Linked DNA regions of Homo sapiens: region 2 is linked to region 1. Evidence: chromatin contacts called from ENCODE Hi-C or POLR2A ChIA-PET data. All regions are on one chromosome and are shown on one strand. Each heading gives the region's core, a stretch centred on a gene start or an enhancer-like site at or near the end of the contact. The rest is flanking DNA. Distances are from core to core; before and after follow the strand shown. Region 1 overlaps MIR3681HG (MIR3681 host gene). Region 2 overlaps LOC100506474 (a long non-coding RNA gene).

Region 1 (6,091 bases), core at 2,639-5,138:
TAGTCTAATCAAAGTTTATTAATCCTATTTTCTTTTCCGAGGCACACTGGAATACAACACTTTTCAGGATCCTTTGTAGTTATGTTAGGGCTCTGTGACCTGGATTTCAGACCTAAGAATGGAAGCAGAAATGCTATGTGCCAACTCCAGGCAGGCCTGACCACATAAACCCCTGTGCATCCTGCTCATGCTCTGCACCTGTATGGTCACTGCAAAGGAGGCTGCAAGTGGAGGATGAAGGTGGCAGACCAGAGAAGAATGATGGTCTGGGTCGTCCCCTGGAGGAGAAACAAGAAGAAGAGCCAGTCAGCTCACAGCAGATGCAGGTGGAAAGAAAAATAAATGACTCTTGTTTATACCACTCAAACAATTGTTGCAGAAACTATCCTGCAAGTACATGTGTATTCAAAATATATATATACTGGGGGAAATGGAGGCAGTGAGTGAGGACAATTGATTTTGTGAGGATATTTGGTATAAATGAGGGAGACAAATGGAACAATAAAGGGAGAAGAAAAGAGTGTGTGTGTGTGTATGTGTGTGTGTGTGTGTTGAAAAGATGTATGTTTGCATCCTCATGGGAAAGAGCAGGTACAGAAGGAAAAGTGATGGTGAGGTCAGAGAGCAACCAATCAACCAATGGCAGGAGCAACATCCGTTGGTAGGAAGAGGACATGGAATGTAATACATGCCGCTCAGGAACAGCACTTGCTGGGAGCACAGACAATTCATCTACACGGCAGGAGAGGAAGCAATGCATAAGGACACAGGTTCAGGCTGGTGAGTAGATGGGTTGGTGTTAATTTACAGAGGTTTCCCTCTGAAAACTTCAATTTTCTCAGCAAGATCACCAGTGGAGATTGCACATGGGGGAGAAGGTGTCAGAGATTTGAGGAAAGAGATGAAGGTGAATAATAAAACTGTTGCATAGGAGCATGGGACCAAGAATGCACTAGGAGATTATCAAATGTTTGCTGCATTGCTGTAAGGGTCCACTTGAAATTAATGATCATGAATTTACAGCAAGACCAGAATGTTTTTGTCCAGCAGAGTCCAGATTCTAGCTGGTTGAAATGAAAGGCTATGGAATTTCAGTTGGGTAAATAGAGCAGTGATGACATATGAAAGACAGATAGTGGGAAAAAAATAATAGAATTAATAGATTGCAGGATGCTGTGAGGTTAAACGATTGTTGGAGTCAAGGGTACTAAGAGAAAGAAGCCAAAAAGATGGCAAAGGACAGAGAGAAGGATGCTTAAAATGGGAGACCATGGAGAAGTTGCTGTTATCACTGATAGTAATGAAATCATACATATGATTGTGGGAATGAGTACTTAGGTGGATGAGAAAAAGAAGAGGAGGCCAAGGGATTTGGAGGCCCCAGGGATAAAAGGGTCTCCTAAATGGATGCTGAGACCACTCACCCTGGTAATGTGTCACCTATTAATAGTGAGTCTGGAACTAAAAACTTCAAACAGTGCGGGGAGTGACCTAGGAGTTGGCACATGACTTCAAGAAGTAGTGGTGGGTGGTACAAACTGGGACCATGGATACAGAACTGGGGGGACAGTTAGAATATTGGAAGGAAAGAAAAAATGGTCGGGAGTCTCCCAGAAGAGGCAGGGACACCCCCCTCACCACATGTAAGCCCATTTTGGGAGAGAGGCAGTGTCCTTCTGGGAGGGCTAAGTTTCAGGGAATCAAAGGTAAAGGGAACCATCAGGAAAGAATGATGCTAGAGGTGTTTTGTATTGATGTCCAACCATATGAAGAGATCACAGGGAAAGAGTTACAGGAATTGGAAAAGATTTGATGAAAAACAGAAAGTTGTATTACAGATATTTGTGGGGGTCAGAGTCTGGGGCTGAGAGCTGACCTGAGGCAGTTGGGGTGACTGATCCAAGCAGGGCAAAAGGAGTGTTGGAAGTGGTGAGGGGTAGCAGATGCTGTGGAAATAAAGGGTTGAAGGTTTGTCAGGAGCTCTCAGAGTTCCAGGCTCCCACCAGCATTCTGCCAGAAACCCCAAAGCAGGCAGAAAATCCTCTTATTGAGGCATGCTAAACTCTCATTTAATGCTTTAAATGAATGAGTGAATGAATGAATCAATCAATCAATGAGCCCAACACTTTCATTCTAATGAAGAGAACAACCTCGACTCTGAAGGGGTGGAGTCCCTTGTTCCAGGACACAAGGTAGGAGAAGACACATCCCTTGGGTTGAATTTGGGTTGAATTTGGGTTGAATGGTAACACTCAAACTAACCAGCCCTGTCACCTTAAGCAATTTCCTCACCCAGGAACCTCGGTTTTCTAATTTGTAATTTTAAAAAATTTTAACAAGTAGATATTAAAAGCATCTGCTTCATCAGTTATTGAAGAAACTGGGTTAATGAAGTCTTAAAACTGTGCCTAGCATTTAGTAAACACTCTTCATGTGTTAGCTATGATTATTAACTATGAGTCCTGCTCAATGTCTTCATATCTAAAGCTTTTAACCCACATGTCCCCAAGTCTTCCAGCATTCTGAGCTCAACCTTTCCTAGTAAATCCACTTTAAATGACCTAAGTCCCCATTCCACATATACTGGAAAACCCAGTCTCTTCCAGATTTCCAAGGGCTTACTTTCTCCTCCCCACCCTGGCTCCACATTCCTGCTTCCTATGACTCCCAGGAGTTGCTAGTTTTCTCACTTCCTAAGGCTGCTGGCTTTCTTCCATCACCTCAACCCCTTTGGTGTGCAACTCAAACTCTCTCTTTTATTCCTCAGAGCAACCCTGATACCAGGCTTTCCTGGAAACCAGACACTTACTGAATATTGATAGTGAACCATGGCACCATGTGCATGGTACACACACAATTCATTCACCTATTTTCTTCATTAACCCTTTCTTCCGCCATCCTTGCCAAGAATTGCACAGTTTCTAGTTTTAAATTGATGGACTTCCTTTCATTACCAAGACTTTTTTTCTCTTCTTTAACTATTTCCTTTGCACTCCTCTTCATTATCTATACGTGTACACACACACACACACACACACACACACGTAATTTCCACCTTCCCTATGCAATGCATCAGGAAGACTCCAAATCCCTACAAATTCCTGTTACTTAATTACGCAGATCAGTTTCCACTCTCAACTCCAACCCTATTCCAGATTCTAGCCCTAACTTTGTGGTCTACTCTTCTAAATAGGAAGGCTTGACTGACTTTTTTTAAATTACTTTGTTTTGCTTTTTAGCACATTCCAGATGAAGTCCCTAAACAGGGCTCCCTTCCCAACGAGAATTTATTCACGTATTACATGCTTTATAAGGCACTATCCAGAATACCCTCCTTTGAAGTGAGTAAGAAATTGTATCAAAGTCCCGAGGGACAGGACCCCTGATGGGAGTAGAACATAGTCGCACAAGTGCCAAGACACCAGCGTTCATCCTCAAGGGTTCCATTCTGGATTGCAGTAGAAGCTCTTGGAGGGAAAGAGGTCCAAAAAATATGACACACAAAAGTTTTAATAAAGGTCAGCAGCATGCCATCAGCCAACCTCCAAGCCTGATGTGAGTTTACCCCACAGTGAAGGGACATAGGCAGATTGAAGCCACACAGGCGTTCCTGTGACCTGCAAAACATGAACAGGAAGTGCACATTTGTAGAAAGAAATACAGCCACTTTGCTCACTGCACTACCTAGTTCTGGAAGCTCATGTTTTACTCCACCTAAGAGAAAGGGGGAAATTAGAAAGAAGGAAAATGAGAAATGCGGGGTTTTTTTTTAAGAAAGAGAAAAGGGAAAAAGTGAGTCTATGATTGCAAGCAAGATCTTCTGTTCCCCTGCTCTGTCTCTTTAAGGGTGAATTTCAGACTCTGCTTTGCTTCAGGTGACAGCACAGGAAGTAACAGTGAGCCTGGCTCCTTTTTAAGTCTTAAAAAGAGAAAACACCCAATCCTGACTGTGAAAATTCAAGCAGAATTTGATTTATTCTTCACCATGAATGATTCCATTTAAAGCAGGAAATAAACTCTGATAGCAAAAATGTAAATCAAACCTCAATGCATGAAATCAGTCTTCATTTTCCCCCCTCTATTATCAAACTACCACTCCTTTTATTGGAACTATACAGTTGGCTACATCCACCTGCTTTCAAACACAATCTCCATCTTCATTCGGGCTACTATTAAGTTATACTGCTATAACTAAGTACTGTGAACTGAGTGGCTTATGAACCACTAAAATTCATTTCTTACAGTTCCAAGGCTGGAAGCCCCAGATCAGGTGCCAGCATGGTCAGGTTCAGGCAAGGGTCCTTTTCCGGATTGTAGGCTTCTGACTTCTTGCTGTGTCCCCACATGATGAAAAGAGAGGTACTAGCTCTCTGGCCTTTTCCTATAAGGGCACTAATCCCATTCATGAGGGCTCCACCCTCATGACCTAATCACTTCCCAAAGGCTCCACCTCCAAATACTATCACATTGGGGAATCAATTTCAAAATATGAATTTTAGGGGGTAACAGTTCATAACAGCCTGTCCTTGACATGAGATCACATAACCATGGCAAAGAGTCCCCCAACCATCATACTTCCTGCACACACTGAAAATGCAGTGTTATACAGCAACACTCTCTCTTGGTTGGAGTAAGTCACCATTCTGAAGTCAACTACGTCTTTTCATTCTGGCTTATAATTGACCAAAAGTAAAGGGGGAGAAGAAAGAGAAAAGAAAGCTCTTATATGACTACCCAGAGTTTTGTAACCTAGACATGTCTTCAAAGACATGACTTTTTTTCCTGAATGTTCTAAAAATGGATGTTATGTATCTGCTAAAAATATGATAATTAACAAGTATGCTTTGAATCACATAATAGCAAATGTCATTTTCCTGTAAGATAGAGTATCAGTCATGAGCACTAATGTCCAGAGAGAGAGTTAAGCTGCTGACCCTAAAGGGAGAGCCAGCTGCACAACTGTGCATGGGAGTGACCAGAGCAAGTAGCCGAGACAGAGCAGACAGGGTAAGAGAACTGCTGATGAGAGAGCTGCTGAATAAAGCTGTATTTCACCTACCTACGGCACCCCCAAGTGTTCTTTCAGCTATCTGCCATTCAGTCACCCACTCCCTTTGGACCTCAGCTTGGGCTGGAGCCTGACCCTGAATCTAATACCACGCCTTATCTTTTCTTCATGAAACACCCTGAGACAGAATCCTTGTCTCAAGTCACACTATAGCAATAAAGTGGGTCCTTTTCTGCCCTCAAAGAAGAGAGTGCCTGTTCCGCATCTCTTTACTCATTTAGCAAACACCTATGATGATTTAGATTCTGAAGTTGGAAAAGTGAATGTGTTTCTAAGGTGCTCTCAGCCTCATTGGTTACAGAATATGCTTGGCTTCATGGTTCCCCCAAAACTCCGGGCCTCACACTGAACTTAACTTTGTCAATAGCTCAGTGAAGCAGAATGCAGATCATGGCTGTGCTCATTTCAGCATGCTGGTTCCCCCTCCCCTGGGCTCCAGCGGGACTGAGTCAGGTGTCCTTCCTTTTTTGCATTATCCACCAAATATGTGTCTTCACCTTGCCACTCAGAGTGTGACACAGGAACCAACAACATCACATCATCTAAAAGTTTTTTAAAAATGTAAACTCTCAGGCCTCTCTTCAAACCCACTGAGTCAGAATCTGCACTTAAAAGATCCCCAGGCAATTCAAAGGGACAGTAAAGTTGCAAAAGTACAGGTTCTCCAATGCAGCTTCACAATGGCCTCATCCGGGGAACCGTAAAAAATAAAGGTGCCAGGGTCCCACTTCAGAGACTAATTTATTCTGTAAAGGATGCCAGCTGGGACATTGGACTGTTTTAAATCTCCCCAGATCATTCTACTGTGTAGCTAAGTTTCAGAACGCCTGCAGTAGACAGGACTCACCTGTGTGGAGAAGCACCTGGTGTTATCTCAGAATAGGCAGAGGTGGGAGTGAGAATAAGGAAGGGTAGGGGCCAAGGACCTGGGAAGGAAGGCATCATCAAGACACGCTCTGAGATGGCCTCTAATTAACCTCCAATTGGACAGCCTCTCATGTAAGCCCTCACTTTACAAGAAGC
Region 2 (6,091 bases), core at 2,215-4,714, 840 kb before region 1:
TTAAAGTCAAAAAGGCACTCAGTCCACGTCAACTAATTGCATTTTAGAAAAGTGAGTATAAATAAAGGATTTATTGGTGGGCACAAGGCAAGTGGGGTATGTGGAAACCTGTTTTTACCAGCGTGGGCAGTTACCAGCCTGAGTGGTCCTCACAAACGCAGACATCGAGCCCACTAGGTCAGGGTTTGGATACGGTGTTGTTGCGTACAGGATTCTTTAGGGTTTAGAGGAAAGAAAAGAAAGTGAAAAGCAAACCCAGAGGATACTTGGAGAGCGGCTGAGACTAATAAAGAGTAGGAACATCTTTCATATTACTTTGTTATTTGGAAAATGTTATCAAAAACCAAAGGACACATGAATTCAGGAAAAAGTGACAGCTATATTAAGTTTTTATATAATTTAACTCATACAATGAAGCTGAGAGTTTATTACTCCCATTTTACAGATGATAAAGCTGAGTCTCTGGGATATTACATTGGTGCAAAAGTAATTGCGGTTTTTGCCATTAAAAAAATGACAAAAAAACACAATTACTTTTGCACCAACCTAATAATTAACTTTGCTGAGATCACAAAGCCGGTAAGTGACAGAACTAGAAACAGAGTCTAGGTATTCTTGCTCTGAATCCAACATAATTGCAGAAACATCAGGTGTGTGTTTGCCTCCAAAATGTTCACCAGTCTTTCTTACCATTGTGGTATCTATAGATAGAGTTCAAAGGTATGAGAAAGGGTGTTTATGAATGGCTTGTTAATGGAGGTATGAGCAGAGTGAAGGGAACCGATGAGGCACAGCTACACCCTAGCTCCAGAGCCTGGCAATAGCGGGGAGCAGCTACTGCCTGTAGGCCTGGAAGGGAGAGAGGAGGAAGCAAAATTACAGAACCCTGGAGTGCTGGAGCCCTGAGAGAAGGGTGCCCCACAGAATCTGAGTGTTGGCAGAGATGTAGCTACTTTCAAGCCATGGGCCTGAGGCGGACAGGGGTTGTGTGGATAAACCCTCAGACTTCTCTTTTCCCTTGTTCAGTGTCCCTCTAGGTTCTCTGATTGGCTGAAGCTACTCTAAGCCAAGAGATCAAAGAAGCTGATAATGTAGAATGTAAGTTTGTCTCCTGGGCCACAATGGAAAGCAGAGACTGTAGCTGGAGGAGTGAATAGAGGATATGCAGCTCTGGTAATTCTCAGTACAATTCCCAGTGGTCCACTCTGCAGAATGAACCAAGTTCCATTTTGCCCAACTTCTGGCAGTCCACATTTGGACTGTGAGCTCACCTACAGATAAATCGTACGTGGATTGATGCAGTAACTGGATTTGTAGCTGCTAAATCTTATTTAAGTGAGGACCTGTCCAGTACATGTGAAGACCACCCATCCACTGAAAGTGATAAGTGAAGCTGAATCAATACTAGACTGAATCAATACTGAGCTGAATCAATACTTTCCCAATTTTGAGGAAATCTTGGAAAATCTCTGAGAAATGTGGTAGTAATTATTTTGAAGAATTGGAAAACTTTATAGCTGATTATGCTATGTGTGGAAGATACAACAGGATTATAAGAGAGAGAAGACAATATCCTTGCTGTGTCCAGAAGGCTTTAGCCGGGGTGTCCTACTGAGAGATGACAAACTTAAGGTTTTTCTCTTCCCAGACATTACTGGACAACTAGCTATGTAATTAGGTCTTATGCCGAAAAGACTGAAAGGAAAACATCTCAGATCTAGGAATGTGATCAAGAAAGAAGGCTGGTTAAAGAATAACATGGGGAAAATGAATGCAGTGAAATGGTTCACGCACAAGTTCTAGGAATTCAGAGTGCAACAGCAGAAATGCGATTTTTGTTAGATATTTCAGAAAGTGATGTGAGTCCCTGAGGTCATACTGCAGCGTTCAGGTTCTGTTTGGCCTCCTGCACGAAGCTTTCCTTGATTGGAAAAGCTGCATACTCTGAAGCACATCGCATGTGTCCTGTCTGTAGTTCATTTCATTTCCCCAGATTTGTTATCATCCACCATCACTCATACAAGCCTACCTTCTTCATGCCAACCTTTGTAATCTTTCTACCTTGCTAACCTGGTCATGTCAAGGACCAGCTAATAAATAGCAAAGTTGTACCTTGAGCCAAGGTATCTTGACTCTTAGTCCAGTGCTCTTTATATACCTCTGAAGTCTTATTTGAGCTTCAAAATTATGAGTCTGTGCTCTCAAGATTTTTTTGAAAATGTACTTAATGTTGCCCCTAAGCTTTTATGAGAAATAATAAAGTTCTTTCCAGATTGAATATCTAATAACTCCATTTCATTTTATGCTTTCTCATGTATGGATGTCTATAACTGGAATGCTATTTGGGCTACTGAGATATTTTCTTAATTCTCTGTTTTGTGTTAGTTCTTTTTGTTTGTTTATTTGACAACCATATTTTTGCACCTGAGATAAATCTGGCATTCTATTCAACTTCAATTTCAAAGAGAATCTGAGAATGTACTGGTAGAACGATATTTGAATACTAATATCTTGGAAATACAGAAATAAGTATCATACATTTTGTTACATTCTGTTTGTGTACAAATAATATAAAAATCAATGAATGAGAATTTCATATTTGAATTGTATATGGATTGATGCAATAACTTGATTTAGACAATACTTTTTATGAAGAAAGGTAAAAACAATAAAAATATAGAATTGCTTATAGTTTTGTAACATATATGGTCTAGATACTGTTTATATAACAACAATCCCAAACTCTCCATGCAATTCAGGCAAAACTTATTTGTCCAGATATTTGGCTTTACTGCAGTAGTAAATTTTCAATTTGATGAAATAGTCATTTACAGAAATGTAGATCAGTTATTTGAATTTGTTTGTTAATTCAGGCAAGATTGTTAATCTGGCAGTACAACTAAATATCTAAAGTGAAGCAGACCATGTTCTAAGAAATTTACACTTCATGTAGGTCAGATCATGTGATATGATAATTGTCTGCAAATATCTGAAGATATATCACCTGGAAAAGGGCCAGAAATATTCTCCTTGGCTGTAAATTTCAGGGATAGAGCTAAAAAAGCTGAAGTCAGAAGCCATCAGATTTTAGGTCCCTGCAAGCAAAAATTATCTAAAGAAATTGTTAAAAGCAGAATTAACTTCCTGTGGAAGTGGTGAGTTCTTTATCACAGGAGGTGTTAAAATAAAATGCAGATGTATCTCCTTCTATGATTTATACAATTTTAGTTTTGGAAGTAGAGATTGAGCTGCCTGAAGAAAAAACAGAATGTATTAATCACTGCTCATTTTCTTCCATGCTGTGTTCTAAATATATAATTAAACTCTTGTGTATTAACAAGCAAAGGGCTTTTCAGAAAAAAAAATTATCTCTGAACACAGAGGAAACCAATTCAACTGTACTCAGAGTAGGAAGGAAACAGACATGATGATCTCATTGTTGTATTTCTAGGAAAGATGAGTCATGCAGTCTGCTCAAATTCAGGGTAGCTGGAGGGAAGATGGACATCAATGATGCTTTCTTCCTTTTTAATAGAGACCAGGGTCTCAAGTTTCTTTTAAAATAAAAAGGAGGAAAGCACTTAGAAATTAGCCTAAATCAAGAAAATTTCAGAAGAATATTCTGGAAAATATAAGTATAAATAAATCTGTTTCAACTTGAAATTAATTGAATTGGGTGTGGGGTGTGCGGGGTGGGGGGCGCGGTGGATGGGAAGGAGGGGTCATAGAAACTATCCGAACTCACAGGATCTCCTGTTTCTAACTCTAGCCAGCCATCATCCCTGAGATCAATTTCAATTTCCCTTTGATTTGCTTGCAAGGACAAAGAACCAGTTCAGAGAAGTGAAGGGCTGGGAGGGAGAGGGAGGGGCCATAGGCAAAGGACACTAAAGCAGAGGCACATGCTTTTTTAGGAATAGCATTTTTTCAGTTGGGTAGTAGAGTATGGAAGCCATGGCTCTCCGGAAGTTTCTTTCTTTCTAAATGTCTCCAAACTACATGCCATGGTTTTATGATTCTATAAACTAGCATTCACTGAAAGTCCACTGTGGACCAGGCACTGTGAAACAGATTTATGGATGTGAAATTGCCAAGCTTCTTAAATGGTATTCAGTTTCTAAATTTTGAGAGAATGCTTTTGTGTTGATAGCCTTGGCCATACCCTTTCTACAAAGTTGGGGTACTTCCTACTACTAAGAGAAAGAAAAGGTAGTAATGTTGACCTTTTATAGATTGCGAGAAGATGTGAAAGTTACATTTTTCTCAATACTCCACTTGATCAAATAACAAGTTGAAAATATATTTTAGATTCTGCTTGCTATATTTGCTTGCCAAATTATCAGTCTTATGATAAAGAGTTAAAATCGGGGGTAAAAATTTAACAATATTTAAAGACAGTATCCATATAACTTTCCACTGAAGTCTTAGTAAATATTAAGTAGATTAATAAATTCCTGGGGTTTTTAAAAGGATTGTAATGTAGGTCAATACTTTTTTCTTGAGTTAGTAAACTCAAACCTAGCAAGGACAATGACTTGTTCAAGGTTCCACCTAATTAATACTTGGACAATTGGGTAAAATGTAGAAGTTATAGATATAGTAATATGTGCAAGGTATCTTAATTACATTATCGTACCCACTTGTAAAATTAGTTTTATTTTTATTAAAATTATACTTGCATATAATTGAAATTGTAGAACAGTTCAATAAAGAACGTTGAAAACAATTATTTTTAGTTCTCAGAGATACTCAGTTTTAACTCTTAATATATTATTTTTATAGCTTCTTTTATAGCCTCAAAATATGTTAATATTTCTACTCTTAAATTTTCAATTCTGGTATTTTGGTTTAGGGCCATACTCTGATAGCTTCCTGAGATGTGACGAGTAACATTGTTCAGAAATTAGATTTCTGATAGTGTCTTTACTCTATACTCATACTTAATTGATAATTTGCCTGAATATCAAATTCAAGGGTGAAAATCAACTTCTGAAAATGTCAAATACATTTTTCACTTTATTTTAACTTCCAATGTTATTGATGAGGAAGCAATGACATTTTGATTTTTGTACCAATTTTGGAAGTCCACTTTTTTCTGCATGGAAGCTTATCCTATCTTCTCTGCCATCAATCCTGAAATCTCAGATGATGTATATTGTGGAAAGCCTATGGCTGTATTTTCATCTGTTTTTCTGGGTGCATGGTGGGCCCTGTGAAAATTCTTATTATTCAGTTCTGAAAATACCTCTTGATTTATTCCTCGGATGATTTCCTTGCCTCTGTTTTTCCAGTCTCTCTTTCTGAAGCTCCTGTTATTCAGATGTTGAGAAATCTCTATTCCTCCTGTACTTTTCTAATCCTCACCTCCTATTTTCTACTTTGACTTTTTGTTCTAATTACTTAGCTGCTTCTTCTTATTAATCTTTTTTTAAGTTTTTTATTTCTGCCATCTTGTTTTTAATTTCCAAAGCTTTATTTAATTCTCTAAAAGTTTCTTTTAAGAACAACCTACCACTGTTTCATGAATACAGCATTTAAACAAATTTTCTCTGGTGATAATAACTTCATTTTTTAAATGTTTTCTTTGCCCTGAAAGGAGTCATAGTTTCAGTTTTCTCTAAGTTACTAAGTTTTTACCAGTTGGTTTTGTCTTCATTTCATATTGAATGCATTTCTCAGGACTGGTGATTCCTGGTGATTGCTGTTTAAAATCAGGGCACCAAAAAACAGAACGGAAGTTGTGTGGTGTTTGGTCTGACCATGGTCTTGCTCTGCCTTCTCAACTAGATGTTCTATGAAAATTAATTCCTAATTCCCTCAGGAGTCTATCTACATAATGAATTAATTTCTCTTCTATGAAACTAGAATATACTGTATGAGCAATACACTAATAATATTATTACTGATAATACACTAACGCGCCATGGGGAAATTTAGAAAATGGTCACCAAACTCATTTTCTGGAGACCATGGTTCAGATGAGGAAATCTGATTGAAATTATAATCTGACTGGGTCATTTTGTGGGGATCCTCCATTGTCAAAAACTTTAGCTCTTTTCTGTTGAGTTGCTCAGATTCCCAGGAAGCCTCT

The links. A loop is a pair of places that touch in the nucleus more often than their neighbours do. ChIA-PET counts read pairs that join two places held with the same protein, here RNA polymerase II (POLR2A). Pooled maps may share reads with other maps.
Region 2: a loop to region 1 is called in a pooled map, with 5 times the contacts of the local background. The contact joins two enhancer-like sites. A Hi-C loop is called at or near these places in 2 of 50 pooled maps. POLR2A ChIA-PET finds 5 or more read pairs at or near these places in 2 of 52 experiments (IMR-90 and activated CD4-positive, alpha-beta T cell).

What each region holds. Positions count from the first base shown.
Region 1 is chr2:12,125,493-12,131,583 of GRCh38, reverse strand. All of the region lies in intron 2 of MIR3681HG (MIR3681 host gene), which reads right to left. Among named protein-coding and RNA genes, the nearest start is that of MIR3681, 71 kb to the left of the region's middle. Within about 2 kb of position 3,888, at least 5 of the 41 ENCODE cell types and tissues checked have a DNase peak (open chromatin) inside an H3K27ac peak, as active enhancers do.
Region 2 is chr2:12,962,969-12,969,059 of GRCh38, reverse strand. LOC100506474 (a long non-coding RNA gene) reads left to right here. Exons shown (of 6, transcript NR_038434.1): 6 at 1,027-2,278. Among named protein-coding and RNA genes, the nearest start is that of MIR3125, 230 kb to the right of the region's middle. Within about 2 kb of position 3,464, at least 3 of the 41 ENCODE cell types and tissues checked have a DNase peak (open chromatin) inside an H3K27ac peak, as active enhancers do.